Linked DNA regions of Homo sapiens: region 2 is linked to region 1. A link is a loop called in an ENCODE intact Hi-C map of the cell type or tissue named here. Cell type or tissue: PC-3. All regions are shown on one strand. Links, peaks and the distances in the headings refer to the core of each region. The heading gives the core; the rest is flanking DNA.

Region 1 (10,257 bases), core at 2,245-10,244:
AACTCTTGAGCTCAAACAGTCCTCTCACCTCAGCCTCCTGAATAGTTGGAACTAGAGACACACACCACTGTGTCCAGCTTTGTTTGTTTACGTATTTATGAGACAGGGTCTCACTCTGTCACCCAGGCTGGAGTGCAGTGGCATGCTCCTGGTTCACTGCAGCCTTGACCTCCTGGGGCTCAAGCTGTCTGCCCACCTCAGCTTCCTGAGTAGCTAAGACTGTAGGTACGGGATATTATGCCCAGCTAATTTTTGTCTTTTTTTTGTAGAGATGGGGTTTTGCCATGTTATCCAGGCTGGTCTTGAACGCCTGAATTCAAGCCATCTGCCCACCTTGGCCACTCAAAGTGCTAGGATTACAGGAAAATGTCACTACATTCCATTTTTTTTTTTTAATTGAAAAACGGTGGGTTCTGTCTAAGTTGCCCAGGCTGGTCTCAAACACCTGGGCCCAAGCAAATCTTGCCTTGGCCTCCCAAAGTGCTGTGATTACAGGCGTGAGCTGCTACCCCTGGCCATGGTCTGTTTTTTGTTATTTTAAATTCATACGTAATTCTTATACATATTTATAGGGTACAGCATGCTATTTCAATACCTTTATATGATGTGTAATGATCAAATTGGGGTAATTATTGTTATCTCAAGCATTTATCATTCTTTGTGTTGGGAACATTCAAAATCCTCTCTGCTATTTATTTATCTTTTATTTATTTATTTTTTTGAGATGGAGTCTTGCTCTTGTTGCCCAGGCTGGAATGCAGTGGTGCGATTTCAGCTCACTGCAACCTCCGCCTCCCGGGTTCAAGTGATTCTCCTGCCGCGGGTCTCAAGTAGCTGGGATTACAGGCGCCTAACACCATGCCCGGCTAAGTTTTTGAATTTTAGTAGAGATGGGGTTTCACCAGATTGGCCAGGCTGGTCTCGAACTCCTAACCTCAGGTATTCCACCCACTTGGCCTCCCAGAGTGCTGGGATTACAGGTGTGAGCCACCACGCCCGGCCAGCCTCTGCTAGCTAAAATGTCAGATTATTAACTATAGTAATCCTAAAGCCAGGATCAGTGACTCATGTCTGTAATCCCAGTGCTTTGGGTGGCTGAGGCAGAAGGATCACTTGAGGCCAGGAGTTAGTGACCAGTGTGGGCAACACAGCAAGACTCCATCTCTACAAAAAGTTTAATTAATAATTAGTTGAGTGTGGTGAAATGCACCTGTAGTCTCAGCTACTTGGGAGGCTGAGGCAAGTGGATTGTTTGAGCCCAGGAGGTCCAGGCTGCAGTAAGCTGTGATTGTGCCACTGCATTCCAGCCTGAGTGACAGAGCTAAATCTCTTCTCTAAACAAACAAAAACCTGATAAAGCTCCAAAGAACAACAAAAACAAAAAAATAGTCATCCTGCAGTACTATAAAACACTAGAATGTATTCCTCCTGGCTAGGTATAATTCTCTGTTCATTAACCAATCTCTCCCTACATTCCTCTTCTCTAACCTTTCCAGTGTCTAGTTGTGTAAATTTCTTTAGTTTTCGTTTCATTTCATTTCGTTTCATTTCTTTTCTATTTTTCTTTTTTTAAAGAATAGGGGTCTTGTTGCCCAGGCTTCAGTGCAGGGGCGCACGATCATAGCTCACTATGAGCCTCAAACTCCCAGGCTCAAGTGATCCTCTCTTCTCAGCCTCCCAAGTAGCTGAGATTACAGGCTTGCACTACCATGCCCAGTTAATTATTTTATTTTTTGTAGCGAAGGGGTTGCCCAGGGTGGTCTTGAACTCCTGGCCTCAAGGGATCTCTTGCCTCGGTCTCCCAAGAGTAATTTCTTAATACGAAATAGCATTCAATTTCCCTTATATTCTCAGTTTTAAAAAATTCTACCTTTTCCTTCACAATTTGAATCAAGATTCACATGAGACCTATTAGAATTGCTGATTTTAAAAATTAACTAAATTGTTATATAATTTACATACAATAAGGTTAGTCTATTGTAAGGGTATGTGTTTATTCATTTTGACAAATGTATACACTCATATAAGAACCACAATTGAACATTTCCATCACCCAGTTATTCCTCATTCCTGTTTGTAATCAGCCCCACCACCAACTCTGCATTGTCGTAACTGCTGATGTGCTTTGTCACCTAAGCTTTATTTTTAAATGTATTTTATTATTATTATTTTTTGAGACAGTCTTGCTCTGCCACCCAGGCCGGAGTGCAATGGCACGATCCTGGCTCATTGCAACCTCTGCCTCCTGGGTTCAAGTGATTCTCCTGCCTCAGCCTACTGAGTAGCTGGGATTATGGGCATGTGCCAGCACGCCTGGCTAATTTTTGTATTTTTTTTTTCTTTTCTTTTTTTTTTTTTTTTGTGACGAAGACTCGCTCTGTCGCCCAGGCGGGAGTGCAGTGGCACGATCTTGGCTCACTGAAAGTTCCGCCTCTCGGGTCCACGCCATTCTCCTGCCTCAGCCTCTCGAGTAGCTGGGACTACAGGTGCCCACCACCACGCGCGGCTAATTTTTTGTATTTTTAGTAGAGACGGGGGGTTTCACCGTGTTAGCCAGGATGGTCTCGATCTCCTGACCTCGTGATCCACCCGCCTCGGCCTCCCAAAGTGCTGGGATTACAGGCGTGAGCCACCGCGCCCAGCCTAATTTTTGTACTTTTACAAATACAAAATTTTAGTGGAGACAGGGTGTCACCATGTTGGCCAGACTGGTCTCGAACTCCTGACCTCAGGTGATCTGCCCGCCTCGGCCTCCCAAAGTGCTGGGATTATAGGCAGGAGCCACTGTGTCCAGCTAGAAATAAACTTTATGTACTACTTACATCTGGTTGGTATTCTTTTTACTTAGCATACGGTTAGAAGTCATCCATGTTGCTTGTTGGTGCATCAGTAGTCGGTTTCTTTTTATTGCTGAATAGAATTCCGTATGTTGGCATATATATGATAACTTTTTTTTTTTGAGGTAGTCTTGCCCTGTTACCTGTCATGTGGTGCCATTATAGCTCACTGCAACCTCGACTGCCTGTGCTTAAGCAACTCATTCACCTCAGCCTCCTGGGTAGCTAGGACTACAGGTGCATGCTACCACACCCAGCTAATTTTATTTTATTTTATCTTATTTTATTTTTTGAGACGGAGTCTCGCTCTGTTGCCCAGGCTGGAGTGCAGTGGTGCAATCTTGGCTCACTGCAAGGTCTGCCTCCTGGGTTCATGCCATTCTCCTGCCTCAGCCTCCCAAGTAGCTGGGACTACAGGTGCCCACCACCATGCCTGGCTTAATTTTTGTATTTTTAGTAGAGACGGGGTTTCACCTTGTTAGCCAGGATGGTCTCGATCTCCTGACCTCGTGATCCGCCTGCCTCGGCCTCCCAAAGTGCTGGGATTACAGGCGTGAGCCACTGTGCCTGGCCAAACCTAGCTAATTTTAAAATTTGTTTAGTAGAGATAGTGTCTTGTACTGTTGCCCAGGCTGGTCTAGAACTCCTAGCCTTAAGCAATCCTCCCTCCTTTTCTTCCCAAAGCGCATCCTTTTTATTTATTTTATTTTTTTTATTTTTAAACTCAATCCACTCTAATGGAAATTTGGTTTGTTTCTAGTGTGAGTAAAGTTATTATTTTGTTTTGCTCTTTGTGTTTTGTTTGTTGGCTACCTGTGTGGACTAATTCTGTGAATTCTGGCTGCCCTGTAGTTTGTAGCCATTGATATCTCTGTTGGTTATTGTTACTGTTTCAATACATAATTCTTTTCTCTCTTTATTTTCAAACCTCACTTCCTAGGAGTTACCTCTGAATCGGCATAGCTAATTTTTTTCCTAAGTCTGTTGTAATTTCTAGGTTCCCCTCTTTCTTTTTATTTGTTGCAGAAACTGCTCGTTCCGTGGCTTGCTTAGTGCATACGATTTCCCATCTGGATTTTGCAGATTTTATCCTTGTGTAATTATTATGCTTTGTCTTTTGTATTTCCATACTTTTATTGCTAGATCTAGAGGCTTGATCAGATTCAGGTTAAATTTCTTGGCAAGACTGTTTTATAGGTTGTGTTGTGTTCTTCCATGGGGTTGGTTGGAGTGCCACTTAATGTCATAGTTAGCAAGCAGCCATTGCCTAAGGCTTTTATTACATTAACAGCTACAAAACTAATCCTGTCACTTTTTTCTTTGATTAGGTGGACTATCTGTATCAGGAGAAACTTGCTTTTATTACCTGTTTCATTACTTTTATTTGCTATTTCTACGTGAAAGTCAGGATGAATGGCTGATTTCTCCCTTTGTTAACCAGTTTTCAATGACTGATTTAACATTTGCAAAGGTGATCACTTTTTTTTTTTTTTTTTGAGAATCATTAGAAACTCATACTCAGAAATAACATTTTTGCCTTTGTTTAAGATTTGGAAGTTTTTTTTTTTTTTTTGTGACGGAGTTTTGCTCTTGTTGCTCAGGCTGGAGGGCAGTGGCGCAATCTTGGTTCACTGCAACCCCTGCCTCCCGGGTTCAAGCGATTCTTCTGCCTCAGCCTCCCAAGTAGCTGGGACTACAGGCACACGCCACCATGCCCGGCTAGTTTTTTTGTGTTTTTAGTAGAGACGGGGTTTCACCATGTTGGCCAGGCTGGTCTCAAACTCCTGACTTCAGGTGATCTGCCTCCCTCAGCCATCCAAAGTGCTGGGATTACAGGTGTGAGCCACTGTGCCTGGCCACCAAAAACTCTTTAGATTTGCCCTTTTGAGGCTATTTTCTAGATCCCGTAGGCATGCTTCATTTTTAGAAATTCCGTTTTCTTTTTTCTCCTGACTTGGGTGTTTTCAAATAGTCTGTGTTTGAACTCACTAATTCTTACTTCTCTGCCATCAATTCTGCTGCAAAAGACTAATACATTCTTTAGTATGCCAATTGCGTTTTTCAGCTCCAGAATTTCTGCTGGAGTCTTCTTACATGTTTTAATCTTTGTTAAAGTTATCTGATAGAATTCTGTATTCCTTCTGTGTTATCTTGAATTTCTTTGAGTTTCCTCAACACGGCTATTTTGAATTCCTTATCTGAAAGGTCACATATCTCTGTTTCTCCAGGATTGGTCCCTGATGCCTTATTTAGTTCATTTGGTGAGGTCATGTTTTCCTGGATGGCGTTGATGCTAGTAGATGTTCTTGAGTGGCATTGAAGAGTTAGGTATTTATTGTAGTCTTCACTGTCTGGCCTTATTTGAAGCTGTCCTTCTTGGGAAGGCTTTCTAGATATTTGAAAGAACTTGGGGCCGGGCACGGTGGCTCATGCCTGTAATCCCAGCACTTTGGGAGGCCAAGGCGGGTGGATCACGAGGTCAGGAGATCGAGACTATCCTGGCTAACATGGTGAAACCCTGTCTCTACTAAAAATACAAAAAAATTAGCCGGGCGTGGTGGCGGGCACCTGTAGTCCCAGCTACTCGGGAGGCTGAGGCAGGAGAATGGTGTGAACCTGGGAGGCAGAGCTTGCAGTAAGCCGAGATCGTGCCACTGCACTCCAGCCTGGGCAACTCCATGTCAAAAAGAAAAAAACTTGGGTATTGTGATCTAAGCTGTATCTGCTTTAGGGGTACCCCAAGCCCAGTAATTCTGTGGTTCTTGCAGACTCATACAGGTACCACCTTGATGGATTTGGACAAGATCTGGATAATTTGTGGATTACCAGGTGGAGACTCTTGTTCTCTTTCCTTACTTTCTCCCAAACACACGGTCTCGCTGTCCTGAGCCACCTAAAGCTGGGGTTGGAGTGAGTGACACAAGCACCCCTGTGGCCACCATGACTGTGCTGGGTCAGTCTTGAAATTAGGACTATGCTGGGTCTCACCCAAGGCCTGCTGTAACTGCACTCTGGCTACCTCCCATGTTTGCTGAAGGCCCTGGTGCTGTGCAATCAGCAGTTGGCAAAGCCAGCCAGACCTGCATCCTTCCTTCAGGGCAGCAAGATCTCTAGACCCCAGGTGGGTCCAGAAGTGTTGTCTGGGAGTTAAGATACTAGAGCAATACTTTTTGTATTGTGGCTGAGCTGGCATTCAAACCACAGGACTGGTACTTCTCACTCTTTTTCCCATTTCCACCTCACCTCGTAGCCACCGCCACCCCCAGGCCACAAGGGGTACTGCCAGACTCACCGATGTTTCTCTAAGGCCCAGTGTCTCTGAAGTCAGCTTGTCATGAACGCTCTGTTACCTGGGACTCACCCTTCAGGGCAGTGGGCTCCCCTGTGGCCCAGGGCAGGTCCAGAAATGCCATTTAAGAGTCAGGTCTTAGAATTAGGGACACCCAAGAATCAACTGGTGCTCTACCCTGCTGTGTTTGTGCTGGTACCTAAGCTGTAAGACAAAGTTCTCTTTACTCTTTCCCTCAGCTTTTCTCAAGTAGGAGTTTTGCCCCATAGCCACCACAGCTGGTAATGTGCTGAATCTCACTGAAGCCAGCAAGTCTCAGAGGCTCAACTGAGGCCCTCAATGTAGTACTTGGATATCGCTACTGGTTATTCAGGGCCCAAGGGCTCCTCAGTTAGGTGATGAATGCTGTCAGCTCCTGTCTTCTGGCCCAGGGTGTGTGTAGAAATGTCTGGGAGTTAGGGCCCTGAACAGGGGACCTCATGACTCTGAGCGGTGCCCTGTCTTGCTGTGGCTGAGCTGGTATCCAAGATGCAAGAGAGTCCCCCCCACTCTTCCTTCTCTCCTCAAACAGAAGGAAGGCATCTTTCTTGGAGCCCTGAGCTGTGCAGCCTGTCGAGGGGAAGGGGTGATGCCAGCACTCCATTGGCTGCCCCGCCTGGTGTCTCAGTATGTCTCATTCCCTGCTTCCTGTCCCCCTTCCCACCACCTCTACTGTCTTGGTGCCCAGTTCATTCATTACTAAGAATCGGTTAAGAGTTGTAGTCCTTACGGCTCAGACTGCCAAAAAGTTTACTTGGAAACATGGAGTGCTGTAGCCCTCCATGGTGAGGCTGGTGGGAACTCAAGTTGGGACTCCTGGGATCGGCAGTTGCCCTCCGCTTTAGGGCTGGTTTAAATGCTCCCTCCCTGGGTGGGAGTCACCTGGGTTTGATCTGGTTTTCTTTTCTGCTCTCACAGGACAGCACTGAGTTCAGTGGCTTGCAGTTGCTGTGTTGTCCCTCCCTCAGCACCGAGAGGCTCTAGGCACCAGGCCTTTTGCTGCTGGCTGGGGGAACAGGAAGTGTGCGTAGTTGCTAATTGAGGACTGTTGTTTCTCCCTTCAGTGATACGCAGTTAAAACCAGGTACTATGAGTACTCACCTGATTTTTGTTTTTTATGAAGGTGTTTCAGTTAAAACCAGGTACTATGAGTACTCACCTGATTTTTGTTTTTTATGAAGGTGTTTTTTCTATGTAGATCTTAATTTGGTATCCTTGTTGGCGGGGGCATGGGCATGATCAGTGGAGCCTTCTATGCTTGCTCTGCCTCCCACCTGTTTTCAGTCTAAAAAATCAGTGGCAGCTGGGCGCAGTGGGCCACACCTGTAATCCCAGGAGGCCAAGGCAGGTGGATCATGAGGTCAGGAGTTTGAGACCAGCCTGGCCAACGTGGTGAAACCCTGTCTCTACTAAAAATACAAAAATTAGCCGGGCGTGGTGGTACATGCCTGTAATTCCAGCTACTCAGCAGGAGAATCACTTGAACCTGGGAGGCGGAGGTTGCAGTGAGCCGATATTGCACCATTGCACTCTACCCTGGCGGACAGAGTGAGACTCCCTCTCAAAAAAAATTCAGTGGCTTCCATTAAACTACAGTTTGGATTTCCTGAACTCCTTTAAAAAATAATTGCAAAAATTTTTAATTGTGGTAAAAAAAAATATAGAACATAAAATTTACTGTTGGTCTTTTTTTCTTAAATAGAGAGGGGGTCTCGCCATGTTGCCTGGGCTGGTGTTGAACTCTTGGGCTCAAGTGATCCTCTTGCCTTGGCCTCGCAAAGTGTTGGGATTACAGACATGAGCGAAACATTTCTTTTCTTGATCATTTTTTATGTATATAGTTGAGTAGTGTTAGAAATGTTAACATTCTCGTGCAACAAATCTCTACAACTTTTTCATGTGACAAAACTGAAACGCATTTCTGGGCAACCACCCTTCTCCTTTGTTTCTGTGAATTTGGCTACTTTAAATACCTCATACCAGTTGAATTGTACAAGTACAGTCATGCACCGAGTAACGATGTTTTGGTCAATGATGGACCTAGTGTAGGACAGTGGTCGTAAGGTTATAATTTTTACTGTACCTTTTCTATACTTAAATATGTTTAGATATGCAAATACTTACATTGTATTATGGTTGCCTAGAGTATTCAGTACAGTTACATGCCATACAGGTTTGTAGCCTAGGAGCAATGGGATATTTATACACCGTATAGTAGAGGTCCAAGAGAGCAAAGATCTCTTGGAGATGGTGCTTTCAATTCATTTCAGTATATATGCTCACGAGTGGGATTGCTGGATCATATGGTAATTGTGTTTCTGATTTTTCAAGGAACTGTCATACTGTTTTCCACAGCAGCTGTAACATTTTATATTCCCAGCAAGAGTACACAATGGTTCCAGTTCCACATAACTTGTGAACATTTATTTTATTTATTTTGTTGTTTGTTTTTTAAGAGACAGGATCTTGCCCTGTTACTCATGCTGGAGTCAGTGGCATGATCATATCTCACTATAGCGTTGAACTTCTGGACTCAAGCCATTCTCCCACGTTATCCTTAGTGTCCTGAGTAGCTAGAACTATAGGCATGTGCCACCGTGCCTGGCTAATTTTTAAAAATATACATATTTTTAGAGATGGTACCTTGCTGTGTTGCCCAGGCTGGTCTTGAATTCCTGGCCTCAAGCAGTCTTCCTGCCTCAACCTACCAAAGCACTAGGATCGGAGGTGTGAGCTGTTGGGCCTCACTGGGGATTTTGATAGTGATTGCTTTTAATTCATAAATCAATTTGGGTGGTGTCGATATTTAACAATATAATGTCTTCCAACCAGTGAATGTGGGATTTCTTCCCATTTATTTACATCTTCTTTAATTCCTTTTAGCAACATTTTGTAGTTTTCATTGTTAACAAGTCTTTTCCTCCTTGTTTCATTTTTCTTTTTGATGCTGATGCAAATGGATTTTTTTTAATATTTCCTTTTTAAATTGTTCATTGTTAGTGTATTAGAAATGCATCTGACCTGTAATCCCAGCACTTTGGGAGGCTGAGGCGGGCATATCACTTATGATCAGGAGTTCGAGAGCAGCCTGGCCATCATGGTGAAACTCCCTCTCTACAAAATACAAAAACTAGCCAGGCGTGATGGTGGGCACCTGTAATCCCAGCTACTCAGGAGGCTGAGGCAGGAGAATCGCTTGAACCTGGGAGGCAGAGGTTGCAGTGAGCCAAGATTGTGCCACTGCACTCCAGCCTGGGCAAAAGAGTGAGACTGTCTCAAAAAACCAAAAATTTAAAAAGACAAAAGTATATCTGATTTTTGTGTTTTGAATTTGTATCCTGTAACTTTGTTGAATTCACTTATTTTTTGTTTGTTTGTTTTTGAGAGGGGGTCTCACTCTGTTACCCAGGTTGGAATGCTGAAATGCAAACTGCAGTTTAATGGAAGCCACTGATTTTTTTCGGCTCACTTCAGCCTTAACCTTCCAGGTTCGAGTGATCCTTCCACCTCAGCCTCCTCAGTAGCTGGGACCAGAGGTGTGCACCACCATGCCTGGCTAATTGTTTATATTTTTCGTAGAGATGGGGTTTCACTATGCTGCTCAGGCTGGTCTTGACCTCCTAAGCTCAAGTGATCTGCCCGCCTTGGCCTTCCAAAGTGCTGGGATTACCGGCTGTTAGTTCTAACAGTTCTTCTTGTGTAATCCTTAGGGTTTTCTGTTGGTTCATGTTATCTGTGGACAGAAGTGACTTGATTTCTTTCCATTTTCTTCCTCATTGAATTGCTCTGACTAGAATTTCTAATACTGTGTTGAATAGAAATTGTGAAAGTGACCACCTTATCTTGGTCCTAATCTTAGAGGAAAAGCTTTTGGGCTTTCACCTTTGAGTATGATGATAGCTGTGTGTTTGGAGAACTCTACTCTGATGAAATGTCCTTCACTTGCCTTTCTGGTTCTGGGTTGGATGGAATGAGTTGGAAAGTTTTTGTTGGTTAGCAGCTAGGCTGTCAGGCGGGCCTCTGGTGAGGATGGTTTTCTGGCCACACAAACTTTTTTTCAGAATGTGTGCCGTGTGTGTTTTTTGTTAGAGT
Region 2 (12,460 bases), core at 2,212-10,211, 52 kb before region 1:
TTTTCTTACTACTTCAGGCTGTCAATTCTCATTGTTTCCCAGCATTCCTTGCTATTCCACCTACACAGTTTAAACTTGTTTTGGATTCCATCATTTGGGCTTTCAAACATACTATGAGGAATGTCGCAGATACGGGTAAATAAAAGATGTTCTTTTATTCATTTGCCTGCCAATCCAAAAATACAAATATAGTTAATTGTACATAGGAAGGTATTACTTGTTCAGAGTTTTGAGTGTGTGAATTACATATATGAACATCTGAGAAAATCCTATAAGCAGTTTAATCAACTGTTCCACTCCACTCCAAGTGAGTCCATAGGCAGAATTGAGTTATGGGGAGAGCGGCCTAGTAATAATTGGTTTGCGTAATACAAAGTTCTACTGGGTAGTGATGTTGTAGAAGTTCATATAGAATCAGCTGAGCTTTCAGAAATGGTGAAAGGGTGGTAATAGTCATAACTTAGATTGTAATTTTTTTCCCATAGGCTTTTAAAAAATATTCATGAGGTTCTTTTTTTATTTCAATAGTTTTTGGGGAACAGGTGGTTTTTGGTTACATGAATAAGTTCTTCAGTGGTGATTTCTGAGATTTTGGTGCACCTGTCATGTGAGCAGTATGAACTCTACTTTATGTGTAGTCTTATCCCTCATGTGTATGAACTCCACCTTATGTGTAGTCTTATCCCTCACCCACTCCTGCCCTTCCCCACAAGTCCCCAAAGTCCATTATATGATCTTTATGCCTTTACATCTTCACAGTTTAGCTCTCACACAACTTATTATAATTTATAAGTAAGCCAGCATTGGATATAGTTGTATTCCATTATTAATTTAAGAAACCTTATGCAAGTAATTATTAGTCATCATCCCAAAAAAAAGGGAGAACAGGGTTAGATTCAGAATACTTTGATAAGAGCTAAATACTATCATGAGTGCTGTCAGTCTGTAGTAACTTTCCATTGGTATTCTATGTCTTTTAGGCTTACAGATACTTTTTACACTCTTACAAAATGTTGCACAAGAAGAAGCTGCAGCTCAGAGTTTTTATCAAACTTATTTTTGTGATATTCTCCAGCATATCTTTTCTGTTGTGACAGACACTTCACATACTGCTGGTAAGAATTTAATACGATTTAAATGTTAAGTGCCAGCTGGGCACAGGGCCTCACGCCTATAATCCCAGCACTTTGGGAGGTCGAGGCGGGGAGATTATGAGGTCAGGAGTTCGAGAACAGCCTGGCCACCATGGTGAAACTGTCTGTACTAAAAATACCATAAAAAAATAAAAGATACAATAAAAATACTGGGCATGGTGGCATGTGATTGCAATCCCACCTATTCGGGAGGCTGAGGCAGGAGAATGGCTTGGACCGAGGAGGCAGAGGTTGCAGTGAACTAAGATTGCGCCACGGCATTCCAGCTTGGGTGACAGAGCGAGACTCCGTCTAAAAAAAAAAAACAAAACAAAAAAAAACGCTAAGATCTATAGTTATATTACATTTTGGAGTTAATAATTTTCTTCTTATCAACAGGTTTAACAATGCATGCATCAATTCTTGCATATATGTTTAATTTGGTTGAAGAAGGAAAAATAAGTACATCATTAAATCCTGGAAATCCAGTTAACAACCAAATCTTTCTTCAGGAATATGTGGCTAATCTCCTTAAGTCGGCCTTCCCTCACCTACAAGAGTAAATATACCTTTTAATAAACGTAGAATGTTCCTGGTCGGGCACAGTGGCTCACACCTGTAATCCCAGCACTTTGGGAAGCCTAAGGTGGGAGGATTGCTTGGGCCCAAAAGTTGGAGACCAACCTAGACAACAAAACAAGATCCCGTCTCTACAAAAAAAAAAGTAGTCAGAAGTGGTATGCATCTGTAGGACCAGCTGTTGGAGAGGCTGAGGCGAGAGGGTTGTTTGCATCCTGGAGTTTAAGACTGCAGTGAGCTATGATCGCACCACTGTACACCAGCCTGGGTGATAGAGTGAGACCCTGCCTCTTTAAAAAAGCAAAAAAAAAAAAAAAAAAAAAAAGGCCACGCACGGTGGCTCATGACTGTAATCCCAACACTTTGGGAGGCTGAGGTGGGTGAATCACAAGGTCAGGAGTTCAAGACCAGCCTGGCCAAGATGGTGAAACCCCGTTTCTACTAAAAATACAAAAAATTAGTTGGGCATGGTGGTGGGTGCCTGAAATCCCAGCTACTTGGGAGGCTGAGGGGGAGAACTGCTTGAACCCAGGAGGCAGAGGTTGCAGTGAGCCGAGATTGTGCCACTGCACTCCAGTGTGGGTGACAGAGCAAGACTGTCTCAAAAAATAAAAAGGCTGGGCACGGTGGCAAACGCCTGTAATCCAAGCACTTTGGGAGGCCTAGGCGGGCAGATTACCTGAGGTCAGGAGTTTGAGATTTGCCTGACCAACATGGAGAAACCCTGTCTCTACTAAAAATACAAATTAGCCGGGCATGGTGGTGCATGCCTGTAATCCCAGCTACTTGGGAGGCTGAGGCAGGAGAATAGCTTCAGAGGTTGCGGTGAGCCGCGATTGTGCGATTGTACTCCAACCTGGTAAACGAGCAAAACTTTGTCTCAAAAATTAAAAAAAAATTCTTGATTAAAAAAAAAAAACATTATTGGGACGCTGAGGCAGGAGAATGTCTTGAACCCGGGAGGCAGAGATTACAGTGAGCAGAGATCATGCCACTGTACTCCAGCCTGGTGACAGAGCAATACTCTGTCTCGGGGGAAAAATAAATCATTATTTAATCATTGTGTTTTGATTTGCAGTGCTCAAGTAAAGCTCTTTGTGACAGGGCTTTTCAGCTTAAATCAAGATATTCCTGCTTTCAAGGAACATTTAAGAGATTTCCTAGTTCAAATAAAGGTATGTATTTATTTGCTCTTGCAGAAATATTAGGGGTAGATGTGACCACTTTTATGTTACATTGTAGAATTTTTATCACTTGATTTGTCATGCCAAATAAATGGGGTTTCAAGATAATACGTTTACACAATCTCTGTAATCAAAAAACCTGAGACTGGTAATACAGTGAAAAACTAAAGTCCAATAAGGATAGATATGTTTGAGATGTTATTCGGATAAACTTATTACTAATGTAATTCATTTTAGGTAGTCTTAAATGTATAATGGAATATTGGGTAAGAAAAACGTTGGTAGTTCTTTTTATAATTTTATACCAATTTTGTTAGTTGAGGGAACTTGTGAAAGTTACTAGATAGAATGTCTTTCTTCTGCTGTTATACAGTGCTTTATTCATACTTTTGGGAAGGGTTTTTCTTTGAACATCTTGCTTTAAAGAAATTTGGAAGTACTGTGAAACCCTAAGTAGTTGATGAATAGTTTATCCATGATTGTTGAATAAGAATTAGTCTCTTAGCTCTTAAATATTTTCTCCAAAATACAAAGGTTTTTTTTTTTTACTGTAAAAATATTAGCCAATTTTTAAAAAACTAATGAAAGTTACCTAGGCTGGGCGCAGTTGCTCATGCCTGTAATCCCAGCACTTTGGGAGGCCAAGGTGGGTGGGTCACCTGATGTCGGGAGTTTGAGACTAGCACGGCCAACATGGTGAAACCCCCGTCTCTACTAATAATACAAAAATTAGCCAGGCGTGGTGGCGCACAGCTGTATTCGCAGCTACTTGAGAGGCTGAGGCAAGAGAATTGCTTGAACCCACGAGGCAAAGGTTGCGGTGAGCCGAGATCACGTCATTGCACTCCAACCTGGGTGACAAGAGTGAAACTTCATCTCAAAAAAAAAAAAAAAAAGTTAACTGATAGCTACGAAGTCAATGATAATATAACTAAACTTAATTTAATGACAGTTATTAATTAGCCTTAGGAGAAACATCTTTCTTGGTATCTTGGCATATGAAGAATTTTTAGCTGGGCACAGTGGCTCACACCTGTAATCCCAGCACTTTGGGAGGCCGAGGCAGACAGATCAGTTGAGGTCAGGAGTTCAGGATCAGCCCGGCCAACATGGTGAAACCTCATCTCTACTAAAAATACAAAAATTAGCCAGGTCTGGTGGCAGGTGCCTGTAGTCCCAGCTACTCGGGAGGCAGAGGCAGGAGAATCACTTGAACCCAGGAGGCAGAGGTTTCAGTGAGCTGAGATCATAACACTGCACGCCAGCCTGGGCGACAGAGCAAGACTGCCTCTCAAAAGAAAAGAGAAAAAAGTGTCTGGGTGCAGTGGCTCATGCCTGTAATCCTAGCACTTTGGGAGGCCGAGACAGGTGGATTGTCTGAGCTTGGGAGTTTGAGATCAGCCTGGGCAACATGGTGAAACTACGTCTCTAGTAAAAATACAAAAAATGAGCCAGATGTGGTGGTGCCTGTAATCCCAGCTGCTGGGGAGGCTGAGGCAGGAGAATTGCTTGCATCTTGGAGGAAGAGGTTGAGATAATGTGCTGGGGCTACAGAACAAGACTCTATCACAAAGAGAACAAAATTTGTGTGAATACATAGTAGGTGTATATACTTAGGGGATGGGATGCATGAGATACTTCGGTAGAAGCATACAATGCATAATAATCACATTGAAGACTATTTACTGTAAGGTATCACACCATTTTTTTTGTTTTTTTTGGGGGGGCACAGTCTCGCTTTTATCACCCAGGCTGGAGAGCAGTGGCGTGATCTTGGCTCACTGCAACCTCCGCCATGCAGGTTCAAGTGATTCTCCTGCCTCAGCCTCCCAAGTAGCTGGGATTACAGGCGCCTGTGCCACCATGCATGGCTAATTTTAGTAATGACAGGGTTTCACCATGTTGGCCAGGGTGGTCTCCTGACATCAAGTATTCTTCCCGTCTCTGCCTCCCAAAGTTGGGATTACAGGCGTGAGCCACCATGCCGGGGCCCATGATTCTTTTGTAATCTTCCCCCCCACCAGTTAACAGGTTTGCAGTTCATTCAGCTATGTAGTATACTGTGTCACTATCCTATAATTTAAAACCCAGCCACTTTATGGATAATTTATATTCCTTCCTTCTCTAAAAAGGAAATTGCTCATCTATGATTTCTTTCTTTGCAAGTTGAAGTTTATTGCGTTGACATTTCAACTATCTGTTTTCACAGGAATTTGCAGGTGAAGACACTTCTGATTTGTTTTTGGAAGAGAGAGAAATAGCCCTACGGCAGGCTGATGAAGAGAAACATAAACGTCAAATGTCTGTCCCTGGCATCTTTAATCCACATGAGATTCCAGAAGAAATGTGTGATTAAAATCCAAATTCATGCTGTTTTTTTTCTCTGCAACTCGTTAGCAGAGGAAAACAGCATGTGGGTATTTGTCGACCAAAATGATGCCAATTTGTAAATTAAAATGTCACCTAGTGGCCCTTTTTCTTATGTGTTTTTTTGTATAAGAAATTTTCTGTGAAATATCCTTCCATTGTTTAAGCTTTTGTTTTGGTCATCTTTATTTAGTTTGCATGAAGTTGAAAATTAAGGCATTTTTAAAAATTTTACTTCATGCCCATTTTTGTGGCTGGGCTGGGGGGAGGAGGCAAATTCGATTTGAACATATACTTGTAATTCTAATGCAAAATTATACAATTTTTCCTGTAAACAATACCAATTTTTAATTAGGGAGCATTTTCCTTCTAGTCTATTTCAGCCTAGAAGAAAAGATAATGAGTAAAACAAATTGCGTTGTTTAAAGGATTATAGTGCTGCATTGTCTGAAGTTAGCACCTCTTGGACTGAATCGTTTGTCTAGACTACATGTATTACAAAGTCTCTTTGGCAAGATTGCAGCAAGATCATGTGCATATCATCCCATTGTAAAGCGACTTCAAAAATATGGGAACACAGTTAGTTATTTTTACACAGTTCTTTTTGTTTTTGTGTGTGTGTGCTGTCGCTTGTCGACAACAGCTTTTTGTTTTCCTCAATGAGGAGTGTTGCTCATTTGTGAGCCTTCATTAACTCGAAGTGAAATGGTTAAAAATATTTATCCTGTTAGAATAGGCTGCATCTTTTTAACAACTCATTAAAAAACAAAACAACTCTGGCTTTTGAGATGACTTATACTAATTTACATTGTTTACCAAGCTGTAGTGCTTTAAGAACACTACTTAAAAAGCAAAATAAACTTGGTTTACATTTATTTTTCCTTTATTGACTCATTTATTCCTATATTAATGATAGTGGGTATTTGTGTTTAAGCATCAAGTAACATTTTAAATGAAGTTGGACCCCTTGATTTACAAACAAGATTTCTAAGGTTATTGTTCCTAGTAAATGCAGCAGTTGTGTAAAATGAACATGTTCCTAAGATACCTTTTGTTCTCAAGAAACAAATTCCTCCTGTGGCATTTTGACTCATTTTACCTTTATTTGGGATTAGAGGGCACTTCTTGTCTAACTCTACTTAGCATCTAAATGTAACAAAGAATAAACATTAGCCTTGGAATGAGAACACAGATGTAACCTGGTACAAATACTAATTGTATTCTTAAAAAATGTAAGTAAACTAAGTAGCCATGAGCCTTCTCAAAAGGGTGAGTGGAGCCAGGCTTGGTAGCTCACACCTGTAATCCCTGCCCTTTGGGAGGCCAAGGTGGGCGGATCACTTGAGGCCAAGAGTCCCAGACCTGCCTGGCCAACACAGTGAAACCCTGTCTCTACAAAAAAATACAAAAATTAGCCAAGTGTGGTGGCACGTGCCTGTAGTTCCAGCTGCTTGGGAGGCTGAGCCAGGAGAATCTCTTGAATTTGGGAAGGAGAGGTTGCTGTGAGCTGAGATTGTGCCACTGCACTCCAGCCAGAGTGAGACACTCTCTCTCAGATATAGATTGATTTTTTTTTTTGCGGGGTGGGGGGTGGGGGTGATAGAATCTTGCTCTGTTGCTCAGGCTGGAGTGCAGTGGCGTGATCTCGGCTCACTACTACCTCCGCCTCCCGGATTCAAGCGATTCTCCAGCCTCAGCCTCCAGAGAAGCTGGGGCTGCAGGCACGCATCAACGCAACCAGCTGTTTGTGCTTTTACTAAAGATGGGGTTTTGCCATGTTTAGACAGGCTGGTCTCAAACTCCTGACCTCAGGTGATCCACCCACCTCAGCCTCCCAAAGTGCTGGGATTATAGGCGTGAGCCACCGTGCCTGGCCTTCCCTATACATTTTATATAATGGGTGTGTAAATGGACAACTAAGGATTATCAGACATCTAAGGGCAGTCTCAATATGAATTTTAAAATGGAAACGGGCAAGTTGAAAACAGACTGCACAGGCAAAAGTAAACAAAAATATCAATCACCAGTACCCTTAGAAAAGTTGAGAGCTTTCTGCAACCAAGAAAAACAATACCACAGTAAAGGTATATCAAGAGAACAGAATTTTGGAAATTAGAGAATAGCAGAAATAAAAAATGAGTTGCAGAGGCAGGTGCGGTGGCTCACGTGTGTAATCCCAGCGCTTTGGGAGGCCAAGGCGGGCGGATCACGAGGTCAGGAGATGGAGACCATCCTGGCTAACACTGTGAAACCCTGTCTCTACTAAAAATACAAAGAAATTAGCCGGGCATGGTGGTGGGCACCTGTAGTCCCAGCTACTTGGGAGGCTGACGCAGGAGAATGGCGTGAACCCGGGAGGCGGAGCTTGCAGTGAGCTGAGACGGCGCCACTGCACTCCAGCCTGGGCGACAGCGAGACTCCTCAAAAAGAAAAAAAAAGAAATTTAAATCTCCCAAAAATAGAGGGAAAAGAGAAAAAGATGCAAAATATAAACTTTTAAAAATTTGAGGACCACTCCATAAGTAAACATGAGTTCCAAACAGAAGAAAATGGAGTGTATGGAAAAAAGGATTCAAGAGAATCTCCACAAACAGAAGGGTATCAATTTGCTCATAACAAATCACCAAATATCCATCCCATAAGATACAAATACACCCCCAGTTGTCCAGGTGTGGTGACACACACTTGTCCTCCCAGCTACCCAGGAGGCTGAGGCAGGAGGATTCCTTGAGCCAGGAAAGTGGTGGAATATGCCTGTAGTCCCAGCTACTTGGGAGGCTGAGGCAGGAGGATCACCTCAAAGCATGCCGTTCAAAGCATGCTGGGCCTATGAATTGTCACTGCACTGCAGCCTGGGCAACACAGTGAGATCTCTGTGGGGTGCAGTGGCTCAACTGTAATCCTAGCACTTTGGCAGGTGGGAGGATTGCTGGAGCTCAGGAGTTCGAGACCAGTCTGGGCAACATAGGAATACCCTTTTTTTTAAATTTAGGCCAGGGCTGGTGGCTCATACCTGTAATCCCATCACTTTGGGAGGCTGAGGTGGGTGGATCACTTGAGACCGAGTTCAAGAACAGCCTGGGCAACATAGTAAGATCCCTGTCTCTACTAAAAATATAAATATTAGCCCAATGTGATGGCACACATCTGTAATCCCAGCTATTTAGGAGGCTGAGGCAGGTGAATCGCTTGAACCCAGGAGGCAGAGCTTGCAGTGAGCCGAGATTGCGCCACTGCACTCCACCCTGGGCAGCAGAGCAAGACTCCATCTCAAAAAAAAATTAAAATAAAATAAAAAGATGAAAGGCATAGGAATGGAGAGATGGAAGGAGACAGAATAGGTTGACTGTACAGTACATTCCAGGGTGAATGTTAGTTTGTGATAAAGTGCTCTGCTGTTCATTTGAGTTGTGGCAAATAATTTAACTGTCATAACTGGTCTTCAAAATGTTGATCAACAGTTATACACACTTGGCCGGGCGCGGTGGCTCACGCCTGTAATCACAGCACTTTAGGAGGCCGAGGCGGGCGGATCACCTGAGGGTGGGAGTTCGAGACCAGCCTGACCAACATGGAGAAACCCCATCTCTACTAAAAATACAAAAAAGTAGACAGGTGTGGTGGTGGCACCTGTAGTCCCAGCTACTCAGGAGGCTGAGGCAGGAGAATGGCCTGAACCCGGGAGGCGGAGCTGGCAGTGAGCGGAGATCACTCCACTGCACTCCAGCCTGGGCAAAAAAAGCGAGACTCAAAAAAAAAAAAAAAAAAAAAAAAGAGTATCTGTAATCAGTAGTTAGAAATGTGTTTGGTTACAAGTAACGAAAATCTGAAGAATGGCTTAAAGAAAAAGAACTTTTTTGAGGAGTCTTGCTCTGTCATCCAGGCTGGAGTGCAGTGGCAACTGCAGCTCACTGCAACCTCTGCCTCCCGGGTTCAAGGGATTCTCCTGCCTCAGCCTTCTGAGTGGCTGGGATTACAGGTGCCCTCCACCACAACCGGCTTTTTTTTTTTTTTGAGACGGAGTCTTGCTCTGTCGCCGAGGCTGGAGTGCACTGGTGCGATCTTGGCTCACTGCAACTTCTGCCTCCTGGGTTCAAGCAATTCTCTTGCCTCAGCCTCCCAAGTAGTTGGGACTATAGGCATGCGCCATCAAACCCGGCTAATTTTTGTATTTTTAGTAGAGACGAGGCTTCACTACGTTGGCCAGGCTGGTCTTGAACTCCTGACCTTGTGTTCTGCCCACCTCCCCCTCCCAAAGTGCTGGGAGTACAGGCGTGAGCCATTGCGCCCAGCCTAATTTTTGTATTTTTAGTAGAGATGGGTTTCATTACGTTGGCCAGGCCGGTCTCTAACTCCTGTCCTCAAGTGATCTGCCCTCCTTAGCCTCTCAAAGTTCTGGGAATACAGGTGTAGGCCACCATGCCCAGCCAAGAAAAATACATTTTATTTTTCTCACATAAGCAGTCTGAGCATAGACTGTTGTTCAAAGATGCATCAGGGATCCACACTTTATGATTCTGTTTTATCATTTTTTTTCGAGATGGAATTTTTTTTGCTCTTGTTGCCCAGGCTGGAGTGCAATGGCAGAATCTCGGCTCACTGCAACCTCCACCCCCGGGTTCAAGCAATTCTCCAGCCTCAGCCTCCCGAGTAGCTGGGATTACAAAGTGCCCGCCACCACACCCGGCTCATTTTTTATATTTTTAGAAGAGATGGGGTTTCAGCATGTAGGTAAGGCTGGTCTTGAACTCTGACCTCAGGTGATCCACCTGCCTCAGCCTCCCAAAGTGTTGGGATTACAGGCGTGAGCCACTGTGCCCGGCCTGTTTAATCAAATTTTTTAAACAATGAAATCGCAAATGGGGTAAAAGTTTTCATTGTTAAAAAAATTACAAGATGGGTATTACTTTGTGCATCAAGACCATGTTTCAGGCAGAAAGGGTTAAATGGTATGTTAGCTGAATTTGTCCCTCATCGTATTAGGAATTCTTTTGGGAATTCTTCCCAAAGAACCCATCCTGCAGATTTCTGCTTACATTTCTTTTTTTTTCCAGAGAGGGTCTCACTCTGTCACCCAGGCTAGACTGCAGTGGTATGACCACAGCTCACTGCAGTCTCAATCTCCTGGGCTCTAGTGATCCTCCCACCTCAGCCTCCCCAGTAGCTGGGATTACAGGTGTGCACCACCACATTCCACTAATTTTCTTATGTACTGGAGATGGACTTTTGCCATGTTGCCCAGGTTGATGTAGAACTCCCAGGCTCAAGCAATCCATCTGCCTTGGACTCTCAAAGTACTATGATTATAGTCGTGAGCCACCACGACCAGGTAATTTTTTTTTTTTTTTTTTGAGACGGAGTCTTGCTGTGTCGCCCAGGCTGGAGTGCAGTGGCGCGATCTCAGCTCACTGCAAGCTTTGCTCCCTGGGTTCATGCCATTCTCCTGCCTCAGCCTCCCAAGTAGCTGGGACTACAGGCGCCCACCACCATGCCTGGCTAATTTTTTGTATTTTTAGTAGAGACGGGGTTTCACCGTGTTAGCCAGGATGGTCTCAATCTCCTGATTTAGTGATCTTCTCGCCTCGGCCTCCCAAAGCGCTGGGATTACAGGCATGAACCACCATGCCTGGCCTTTTTTTTTTTTTTTTTTTATGAGACGGAGTTTCACTCTTATCCCAGGCTGGAGTGCAATGGCGCGATCTCGGCTCACCGCAACCCCTGCCTCCCGGGTTCAAGCGATTCTCCTGCCTCAGCCTCCTGAGTAGCTGGGATTACAGGCATGCACCACCATGCCTAATTTTGTATTTTTAGCAGAGATGAGCTTTGTCCATGTTGGTCAGGCCGGTCTAGAGCTCCCGACCTCAGGTGATTTGCTCACCTCAGCCTCCCTAAGTGCGGGATTTCAGGAGTGAGCCAACGCGCCCAGCCACCTTTTAAATTTTTGTAGACACAGGGCTCCCACTATGTTTCTCAGGATTGTTGCTTACCTTTTATCAGGAGGAACTCAATTATGTATGGCCAGCCCTAGAAAAGCCAGATCACCATGATGGTTGGTTTCAACTGCTACCTGAAAAAACGTGAGACCAGCACGTTGGCTCATACCTGTAATCCTAACATTTTGGGCCGGAGGATCAGTTGAGGCCAGGAGTTTGAGACCAGCCTGGGTAACATAGCAAGACCCTGTCCCTACTAAAAATAAAAAACAATTAGTTACGTGTGGTGGAGAGCGCCTGTAGCCCCAGCTACTAGGGAAGTGGGAGGATCCCTTGAGCCCATAAAGTGGAGGCTGTAGTGAACTGTGATCGCACCACTGCACTCTAACCTTGGCGACAGAGTGAGACTTTGTCTCAAAAAAAAAAAATTCAAATAAAAATAATTGGGGTTGTGTTGGCAGGGAAAAAAGGGATACGTGGGAATGTATGTTGAGTGGACAACGAATGTCTGCCTCAGGATCCAAAGTAAGTCTGCAAAAACCCAATTCTGTGAGAAAGACAAGGAAGAAGGGAAGATGATGGTAGAATAGAACTACAATCCTAAGGATCACCTGCTAGTGGGAAACAAAACGGGTTGGGCAGACTGTTTATAGTATCAACTTCAAGCAGCAGAAAGGCAAAGCATTTGGAACCAGGTGGTTCTGGCATGGAGAGATGGGCGTGCCATAACCTCCACAAAAGCTATCGAGAGAATGACTACAGAGCCTTGACAGACACTCTGGTTACCGTTCAGAGATTCTGTACACGATCTTTCGGACTTTGCAGTCACATGTCTATGTAAACACGTTGAACACAAAAATTAGCAAGCAAGGGGTAAGTGCCGGCGTGAGGAAAATTCCCTTACAAGCTTCAGCTGACTGCCCCCTTCACCTGTTCTTTATCTTAATATCCTTGTTATTCGCTCTCTGCTGAAGAAGATTTCTTGCTATTTCAGGTGGGGCTGATGGGCACATCGTGAGGGGCCCTCTTCCGTAAAAACGAGACGATGTCAGGCAAACACTCCTTACCCTGCCATTTCTAGTTACGTCAAGGATCTTACTGCTCCAGGACGGAGGACCTTCAAGGAACTGCAGGGTAGCGATAATCACCGATGCAGTTAAGCCGGGCCCTGGGCTGATTCACTCTCAGACCCCGGGGGGAGTGGCCCTTGCGCCCGAAAGAGGGCTACGGCGTAGACCCGGCCCGGCACCCAAGTTGACTCCTT

What was found. Hi-C counts contacts between places; a loop is a spot of excess contacts. Peaks named below come from ENCODE experiments on the same cell type or tissue, not always from the same donor. Only the 100,000 strongest peaks of a DNase experiment are listed, where the experiment ranks them.
Region 2: it touches region 1 in a loop (3-fold over the local background); 31 of 110 quality-filtered maps call a loop at or near these places.

What each region holds. Positions count from the first base shown.
Region 1 is chr2:61,422,319-61,432,575 of GRCh38, reverse strand. The region is part of intron 1 of USP34 (ubiquitin specific peptidase 34); the gene reads left to right. Among named protein-coding and RNA genes, the nearest start is that of SNORA70B, 10 kb to the right of the region's middle. RefSeq lists a silencer at 2,342-2,536 and enhancers at 5,371-6,048, 6,049-6,726, 6,727-7,404. In PC-3, for the core only: a CTCF peak has its summit at 6,100 (motif pointing left); a DNase peak (open chromatin) is centred at 8,665; H3K4me3 peaks cover 545 bases; H3K27ac peaks cover 3,278 bases.
Region 2 is chr2:61,471,612-61,484,071 of GRCh38, reverse strand. It overlaps XPO1 (exportin 1), which reads left to right. Exons shown (of 25, transcript NM_003400.4): 21 at 1-135; 22 at 981-1,115; 23 at 1,533-1,692; 24 at 2,791-2,887; 25 at 5,106-6,223. The coding sequence ends at 5,252. USP34-DT (USP34 divergent transcript) reads right to left here. Exons shown (of 3, transcript NR_185882.1): 2 at 3,489-3,747; 3 at 131-1,445. Among named protein-coding and RNA genes, the nearest start is that of USP34-DT, 6.7 kb to the right of the region's middle. RefSeq lists a silencer at 5,692-5,892. In PC-3, for the core only: no CTCF peak of the experiment used is centred there; no DNase peak of the experiment used is centred there.